Linked DNA regions of Homo sapiens: regions 1 and 2 are each linked to region 3. The links are chromatin contacts, found by Hi-C or POLR2A ChIA-PET in ENCODE. All regions are on one chromosome and are shown on one strand. The core of a region is the stretch at or near the end of the contact, and the rest is flanking DNA. Distances in the headings are between cores, read along the strand shown. Region 1 holds the start of C6orf136 (chromosome 6 open reading frame 136). Region 2 holds the start of PSORS1C1 (psoriasis susceptibility 1 candidate 1). Region 3 holds the start of DDR1 (discoidin domain receptor tyrosine kinase 1).

Evidence for each region. Hi-C counts contacts between places; a loop is a spot of excess contacts on that map. ChIA-PET counts read pairs that join two places held with the same protein, here RNA polymerase II (POLR2A). Pooled maps may share reads with other maps.
Region 1: a loop to region 3 is called in a pooled map, with 4 times the contacts of the local background. The contact joins the promoter of C6orf136 here to the promoter of DDR1 in region 3. A Hi-C loop is called at or near these places in 6 of 50 pooled maps. POLR2A ChIA-PET finds 5 or more read pairs at or near these places in 3 of 52 experiments (H1, activated B cell and activated CD4-positive, alpha-beta T cell).
Region 2: POLR2A ChIA-PET joins it to region 3 with 11 read pairs in MCF 10A. The contact joins the promoter of PSORS1C1 here to the promoter of DDR1 in region 3. A Hi-C loop is called at or near these places in 1 of 50 pooled maps. POLR2A ChIA-PET finds 5 or more read pairs at or near these places in 2 of 52 experiments (MCF 10A and endothelial cell of umbilical vein).

The regions. Positions count from the first base shown.
Region 1 is chr6:30,645,832-30,648,531 of GRCh38, reverse strand. C6orf136 (chromosome 6 open reading frame 136) reads right to left here and starts at 1,399. Exons shown (of 6, transcript NM_001161376.2): 1 at 686-1,399. The coding sequence starts at 1,300. It overlaps ATAT1 (alpha tubulin acetyltransferase 1), which reads right to left. Exons shown (of 13, transcript NM_001413067.1): 11 at 2,558-2,637; 12 at 2,423-2,465; 13 at 1,711-2,063. The coding sequence ends at 1,889.
Region 2 is chr6:31,113,381-31,116,080 of GRCh38, reverse strand. It overlaps PSORS1C1 (psoriasis susceptibility 1 candidate 1), which reads right to left and starts at 1,281. Exons shown (of 6, transcript NM_014068.3): 1 at 1,190-1,281. CDSN (corneodesmosin) reads left to right here. Exons shown (of 2, transcript NM_001264.5): 2 at 1-994. The coding sequence ends at 56.
Region 3 is chr6:30,883,163-30,885,862 of GRCh38, reverse strand. It overlaps DDR1 (discoidin domain receptor tyrosine kinase 1), which reads right to left and starts at 1,344. Exons shown (of 18, transcript NM_001297654.2): 1 at 1,153-1,344. RefSeq lists enhancers at 459-966, 1,036-1,809.

The sequences.
Region 1 (2,700 bases), core at 150-2,649, 240 kb after region 3:
AGCTACTCGGGAGGCTGAGGAAGGAGAATTGCTTGAACCCAGGAGACGGAGATTGCAGTGAGCCGAGATGGTGCCAATGCACTTCAGCCTGGGTGACGGAGCAAGACTCCATTTCAAAAAAAAAAAAAAAAAGATTCCAACACTGGGGGCAGTTTCACCTCTCTTATCGCAAGAATCATGTAATACATACTTGATGAGTTAACGAATAACAGGTTTTATTGTACTGTGGATTAAATGCTGTGGCCTGTACATCTCCATGATTAAGTGTGCGAGGCAAATGTACAGAGAAAAAAGAATATCCAGCTGAAGCTAGGAATCTGAATTCTATCATGTAACTTTAGGCATTCTCATTCCCTATGCCTCCGCTTCCTACAAATGTCCTATAAATGAGAACAATAAAGCCTCACTGGGTTATGAGGCCTATATGAAATAATGAATGTAAACAAAACGTAGCGACCTAGAAAGCAGTACATAAATGGAAGCTATTATCATTTCGGGCCCCTCTAATGACAGACACAACCTCAGGAGACAGTTAAAGGCTGGCCTTCACTCTCCTGGGTTTACCGACGTTGAAACTGCAAGGGGAGGTCACCCAAAGTTAGGCCTCACCCGAGTCCCTCCGCTCCCAAGGAACCCCCCAGGGGATCGTCTCACTGCAGGGAAGGCGGGCGGACCGCTCGGGTACCTCGGTCCCCGATGGTGTCCTAGAGGCGCCGTCTCTGCTGGGGGCGTGGCCATCTTGCCAGCCCGGGCGCAGGGGCCCGAACCGGGTGCACACTGGCCGGCCTTCCTGCCAGGACCGCTCTCCGAGTGCAAGACGGGCGGGCTGCTGAGGGCGCCCCGCGGGTCTGGTCTGGGCCGGGGAACTCCGGGACGGCGCCGCAGCAGGGCTACGAATCTCTCGGCCCCTGCCCTTCAAATCACCTCTAGGCACAGGTAACCGCGGAGAGTCGGGCGCAACGCAGACGCGCCCCGCTGCCTGGCCTTGACCCCGCCTGACCGCCCTCAAACCTGGGAGGACCGACGTCCTTGCGCGACAGGCCCGGCAGCGCCTCCCTCCCGCTCCCGCGACCCCTAGCCTGTCCACGCGCTGCAGGGCACAGGTGGGAAGGGGCGGCGGGTGTCTCTGCGCCTGCGCGGAACCCAGCGCGCGCTCCGCCCCACGCACCGGCTTTGAGGAGGGTCTCTCCCCGCCCCCTCTCCTCCCTCCCTCTTCTCCTCCGCTCACCTGGGGTCGAGCCTGGTAGGCGCGCAGGCAAGGGCCGAGACGCCGGGCCGCACCCCGGCTGGGCTGGTACATGATCTTCCGGGAGTGGAGAAGGAGCCTCCTGAGTCCGACCTCCGGCCTCCTCACAGGGGTGAGCGCGCCCCAGAGCCGGCTTCGTGAAGGGGAAAGGAGGCCGGGGCGGGGGGGTAGGGGGGGAAGGGGCTGAGGGAGGGAAACGGAGATGTCCCGCGCTTGCGCACTGCAGGCTCGAGGGAAGCGGCTGAAGCGCTCTGTCGGCTGTAAGCGCGCCTGCGCCCGCGGGCTCGGAGACTGCCTGAGTGCGCTTGCGCAAGTTACAGCCTCCCCCGCCCCCCCAAGCGCTGTATTCACAGCTGAGGCCTTTGAGCAAAAAGCTGAGCAAAAACAGGGCTGAAGGCTGAATGGGTGCAACGACAGTGAGGGGTGAGGCGGCTGAAATAATGAGTCAAATTTTTCAACAGCTCTTGTGATAAAAATAAATACTTTTATTGGTCTGGTTAAAAGATACAAATGACTTGAATCTGATAAGCCTGCTGAATGAATGAATGAATGAATGTATCCATCTATTATGAGGGTTGGGCTTTGGCTCTTTCCTGTAGTGAGGGAGAAATAATACTTTGAAGATGTTTGACGGGGCTGCGGTCACCAAGGCCTGGTGCTGCGACGTTCCTGCAGGTTTCGAATGAACCTGGCGTTGAGTATGTCCCCACCCACTGTCCAGGACTGGGCTGGCGGGGCCGGGGCCTGTGGAGGAGCTGTGTGCATGGGCTTCTCCCCAGACCCATCCTGTGACAAGGCCTGCTCCTCACTGGCAGACCTGGTAGGTGGGGAGATGGAGAGTGGGTTATAGGAATACTAAAGAGGAAATTAAGATTACAGACTCTTCAAGGTCTCGGGCCAGGTTTTAATGTAGGACACATGATGGGTATGAAGCTGGAACCATTAGTGCTATGTCCAAATTTAAAACCTCTCAGAGAATCCGTATTCCAAAGGGAAGTACCAGAGTTGAACCTGTGGGGGAAAGGGGCTTGCAGGATGTAAGGTAGAAGGAATTGTGGGAGGAGCTGGTGTCCAGTTCATACAATAAGATTTAAGAGTAGGAAGTGACTGAGAATGATGTTAGGAAGGGAGTCAGATGGTGGTGGGAGGCTGTTAGGGGAGGGGTTTAGACCTCACCTATTCTTTGTTTCCTGTTCTCCCTGCTTGGAGTCTTGGTTGCCTGTGGAAATATCAGGCATGTGAATGGGAAGGCAGGAGTAGACAGTGAATGTGGCCTACTTGATTTGAGGGTAGGGAGGAGTGAATACTTACCTGTATTGGGGGATGAGGAATTCACCCCCCCATGGCGGCTGTAGCAGCAGCTTTGGGCTACCAGACCTGGGGGAGTCCCCCTGTAGAAGAAATGGGAGATGATGGGGAGGAGGCTACTGGATGAAAGATGGGTGGGTATGGAG
Region 2 (2,700 bases), core at 32-2,531, 230 kb before region 3:
AGCTAGCTGACCCTGAAGTTTTCCTACCCCAAGGAGAGTTACTCAACAGTCCATAAGAAGTCAACTGTTGTGTGTGTGCATGCCTTGGGCACAAACAAGCACATACACTATATCCCATATGGGAGAAGTCCAGTGCCCAGGCATAGGGTTAGCTCAGTTTCCCTCCTTCCCAAAAGAGTGGTTCTGCTTTCTCCACTACCCCAAGGTTGCAGACTCTCTCTTATCACCCCTTCCTCCTTCCTCTTCTCAAAATGGTAGATTCAAAGCTCCTCTCTTGATTCTCTCCTACTGTTTAAATTCCCATTCCACCACAGTGCCCCTCAGCCAGATCACCACCCCTTACAATTCCCTCTACTGTGTGGAAATGGTCCATTGAGTAACACCCCCATCAGCTTCTCAACTGGGAAACCCCTGAAATGCTCTCAGAGCACCTCTGACGCCTGAAGAAGTTATACCTTCCTCTTCCCCTTTACCAAATAAAGCAAAGTCAAACCATCATCTGGAAACAGTGGCCACTTTTCACTGACCTTTCTTCGACATCTAGTCAACCCACCCAATATGCCACTGGGCTCTCGCTCCCAATTCCACCCCACCCTCCATTACAGAGCTCACCACGCCCTCCTAGATCACCGTCCCCAACACACCCATTGCCTCTCAAGGCCCTTATCTCAGCCCCTTCCTGTGGCCACTTCCCTCAGTGCTCAGATGATTCCCTGGGTGAGGGAGACACTGGGGCACCCTCAGAGGTTGAAGCAGGCTCCCTGCTGTCCCTGGATCCTGGACAGATGGCTCAGTAAACTGTGGGGACTAGGTGCAGACTTTTTGCCTTCTTGGAGTCCTGGGTCTCCTCTGAGAGTCTGGGTGGTGCTCTTCCTACGCCTCTAGAGGTCTCTGTGTTCCTCATTTTCCTTCAAAAGCGGGCTGTGTTTCTCTTCTACCTTCCAGCTGCTCCCACAGAGGAGGAAGACAATAAATATTTGTTGAACTGAAAGCAGAGATTGCCTGGCCTCCCAGATCCTTCCGCCATTTCCCTCCTCTCTCATTGCTCCAGGAAATCCATTCTCTTCCCATTCCTCATTCACCGTGGGGTCCCCCTTCCCCTTATTTAGGGCCCTCAGTGTTTCCTCTCCCTCCCCTCCCCTCCCCTCCCCACCCAAACTCCTTTTCTTCCACCATTAGCATTCCTCACCTTCTAGATGCCATCCTCTCTGGGAGTCATGAGTCTCGATTTCCTGGGTTTCTGGGACACCTGGAAGCTTGGGAAGGCTGGGACACAACAACTCCAACCAGATTCCTGTCAGCTGAGTAGGAGGCCAGTTGGGCGTTGTTCCTGGAGCTGGGGGTGGAGAGAGTAAAGGACTGAGAGGATGGGAGCAGGGCAGGGAGTGCAGCCAAGCAGGGTGACTCACTGGCCTAGATCAAGAGGCCCAGCCTGTGGCAGAACAGAGCTGCCGGTGGTCTCTCCATCTTCACACTCCCTGCTCTGCTGGGGTCCAGAGTGAGAGTGTGAGCAACATGGCTCTCAGGTGAGGGCTGAGAAGGCAGAGTGCCCCAGTGGGAAAGAGGAGTCGCTTCCACTGGAGAAGAGAGAGAAAGTGGAGTGTGTGGTGGGGTCCATGCGACTTAAGTCCTGAGACAGGCAGGGAGAGGCTGAGGCGGACGAAGTTCCCGCATCCCAAGGAGGGCAGAGTGGATTGTGCTTGTCCCTGTAGGAGCCCCACCCCCCACCCCAGGCCACCTCTCAGAGCCTCTGCTTGGCTGCAAAGGAATTCACCCCTACTGTAGCACTTAACCCATTCCCTCCTATCAGGGTGGTGCTGTCTGGTCCTGAATTTAGAACTGTTGAAACTCCAAGTCTGGAATCAGCAAAAATGTATTACATTGACCAGAAAGGGATTGAATCACCCTTGGTCCAGCATCTGGCCCCTGATCTGCAGCCAATGGCAGGAATCGAGGTCCTCAGATGCTTCATGAATGGGAATTGCAGGGAGAGAAGGCTCTCTGATGTGGTGTTTCCTCGAGTCTCCTGCTGTGCTCCAAATTAAAAGCTTGTGTAAAACTCATGCATGTCATCCAAAAAGGCCTCTGGGCTCCATCCACTGCCAGTTCTGGAGAGGAGCTCTTCACTCCTCCAGTGGTTAAGCCAGCAGGGGCAGGTGGGGAGGACACAGCAGTAGAATCAGCCAACAGCTCATGTTTAGACCTTGGGCAGCCAGGGAAGCCTACTCCTGGGGCCTCCCGGAAGCCATGGAGAGAACAAAGCCATTGCATTTTTATAATAAAATTTGCAAACATATTTAAAAGCCAACAAACTGTTAATGAATCTCTACATTCTCATCGCCCAGCTTCAACAAGGATCAAGTCCTGGCCATTTGACAGCAGCATTTAAAGGCTCTCCTCTACTGTTACTTGGAAATAGCCACTTTCTCCCAAGGTTTCTTATACTCTATGGCACATCTGACCACCAGTAGCAGGCAGAATGATGTCTTCAACCCCAACACCATCAAAGATGTCCACATCCTAATCCCTGGAACGTAGGAATTAGGTTACATGGCAAAGGGAAATTAAGGTTCCAGATGGGATTAAGGTTGCTATTCGGCTGACTTCACAGAGATTATCATGGATTATTCAGGTGGGTCCAGTGTAGTCACCAGGTCCCTTAATGTGGACATGGGAGGCAGAAGAGGAAGTCTGAGTGAT
Region 3 (2,700 bases), core at 95-2,594:
AACACCCACACAGCTCTGTACACACACACACGGTGAAACACACAAACTTACTGAACTGGCTGTAAACAGCGAGGCTAAATGTGGCATGCACACACCCACCTCTCAGTGTCCCTGACAACCCTCACAGAGTTTCTGAGACAGAGCAAACACAGAAGCTCATGCATACATCAACCCGTCCACACCTTGGCATTCCTTCAAGTCCAACCCCATCGCTCAGTGAATAGCCACCTTCAGACACCTGTGAACATGAAATGACAGACACCACATGCTCCTGTGACCAAAAGACAGCATGAGACACACACACCCGGGCCCTTGGGCACAGGATCCCCAGAGAACTGGGGCCCAGCCTCTAACACACATGGGTGACCAAGCCAGAGGGACGTCGAGGGGGCAGGGAACAGGTGGGCGCTGGGTGGGAAGAGTGGCAATAAGGACAACAGCCTTTCCCTGCCTTTCCACTCACTCCCCTTTCACCTGTCTCCACCACACCACTCAGTCCTGGACACACCTACAGGCCCTCAGCAACAGCCAGCGAGCTTGGGCGCCTGCCTCTGGCTGCTGGAAGCGCTGGGAAGAAATGTTCAGCCAAGAGCCAGGCATGGGGGGGTGGGACCCTGAAGCTGGCGCTCACCGGCAGTGACATTCTCTCATGCCAGAGCTAATTGACCATCCAGCCGGGAAGAGTGGTGTCACTGGTGGGTTAGAGTGGCAGTCCCTCTTTTTGCTGGACTGTGACCAGACTGACCAACTGGGTGTTGGCTGAGCGGAGGCTTAGCAGTTAGATGCCCGCAGGGACTGGCCAGGTGGAGGGCAGGCGATAGATGAGCTGACTCAGTGGGGCTGCACAGGAGCACCTCCTCCCGGGGCTCAGTTCCTCCGCACTGAGTGAGAGGGGACTTGCCTCAAGGCTGGAGGCTCAAAACTCTTTCTGGGAGGTCACGGGCTTCACCTCCACCCAGTCCCCGCCCCCGGTTTTCAGACGGTATGCCAGAGCATCGGGGAGGCGGGCAGGGAGGCTTAGAAGAGCTGGACGACCAAGCATGGCTCGGGACGTCCTGCCTCCCCCGCCCCTCGCCCTGCAGGCGCCGCCGCGCGCCCCCACCCCAAGAGCCCCAGGCCTCCGCCCGCGGGTTCCGCCGCCGCTCTCCCTACCTCTCATCGCTCTTCCCGGCAGACCCAGGCGTCCGACCCGGGAGCGGGGCCTCTTCGGCGGCGGGGCGAGGGGCGGGGGAGGCGGAGGGAGCCAGGAGCCGGGAGCCGGGAGCGGGAGGCGCCGGCGGGGCTCGGGTGTCGGGAGGCGGCTCCCGAGAGCAGCTGTCGGGGGCCTGTTCCGGGGAGAGGAGCCAGGGCTGGGGCGGCTCGGGCCCAGGCGCCGCCTCCCCCTCGCCTCGGCTCCCTCCCTTCCTCCTCCCGCTCCTCGCTCCCCTCCCTCCCCTCGGCCTTCTCGCCGCGCGTTCGGGCTCGCAGCCCTCCCTTCCCCCTCCCGGACCCAGTAGTCCCAGTGGCTCCCACGCCCGGCGCCGAGCTCCAGGCCCCGCGCCCGCCACGCCCACCCCGCGCGCTAGCGCCCGGCCCGGCCTCCCCCAGGTAACCCGCCCGCCAAGCCCGCCTGGGCGCTCCCAGGCCGCCCAGCCGCCCGCGCCGCTGCCTCCGGCCGGCTCCGCGCCCAGCCCCCTCCACCCACTCGCAGCCCACCCCCGCTTCCCCAAACGAGAACCTCCAAAGCTGGCGCCCCAGGGGGCTGGCTGCAGTCCCGCTCAGGGCCCACGAGGGGAAGACGCCCCTCCTACTTCTGGGATCGGTTCCTGGTGGGAGAGGCAAAGGGGAGCAGCCCCAGGGCACAGAGGAAGAAGCAGGTTCCCACAGGCTCGGCCCAGCCCAGCTGCGGGAGTTAGCCCAGAGAAGGGAGCAGAGCTCAGGTCTCAGGGCTCACCTGTCCAGCCAGGCCCCAGACTGCTCTTCTCCCTCCACCAACCTTTGCTCCTCTCTCGCAGCCTGTGCGCTCCCGCCCCTACGACCCAACCTGGAAGGCCCCAGACCCTGAAGGCGGGCCCACTCTCTTCTCCTTCTCCTCTCAGTTCCTCTCTCTGAAGGGCGTTCTAAGGGACCCGGGGGTCCAGACGCCCAGGCCCTGATTCCCCTGGGCTCCCAACGGAGTGGAGTGGGAGGGGGACTCAGGAGTCCTCAGGGCAAGCCTCCCTCAGGCCCAGCCAGCTCTGGCCGTAGTGGGCCAGAGGGTCTGATCACTGGCCAGAAGAGGCCAAAAATGAGGCCAGGACAAAGTTGAGTGGTCGGGAGGAGGAAGAAGAGGAGCAGGAGAAGGATGGAGGCACACTGAAAATCACACACAGTCAAAAGGAAGGGGACCAAGAGACCCAGGGAAGATGAAACAGTGAGACTGAGTAGGCAAAGCAACTGAGAGAGCTACTGGGCAGAGGATGGAGCGGGACAGAACAGCTTGTGGTGGGAGGTGCTTTTTCCCCACTCAGCACTACCTCAGCCCCTCACCTCTCTCCACACCCCCACACCTGCTCACCACCTAGACAATGTCACGGTCACAGGAAGTTCTCGCTCCACTGCACATCTCCGCCCCAGGAACCTCACAGTAGATAAAAACATACCCTGCTTGCAGTCCCAGACAACAATCCCAAGAAAGAAACACGAAGTCCCAACCAGACAAGTACACAAAAGCACTACCAG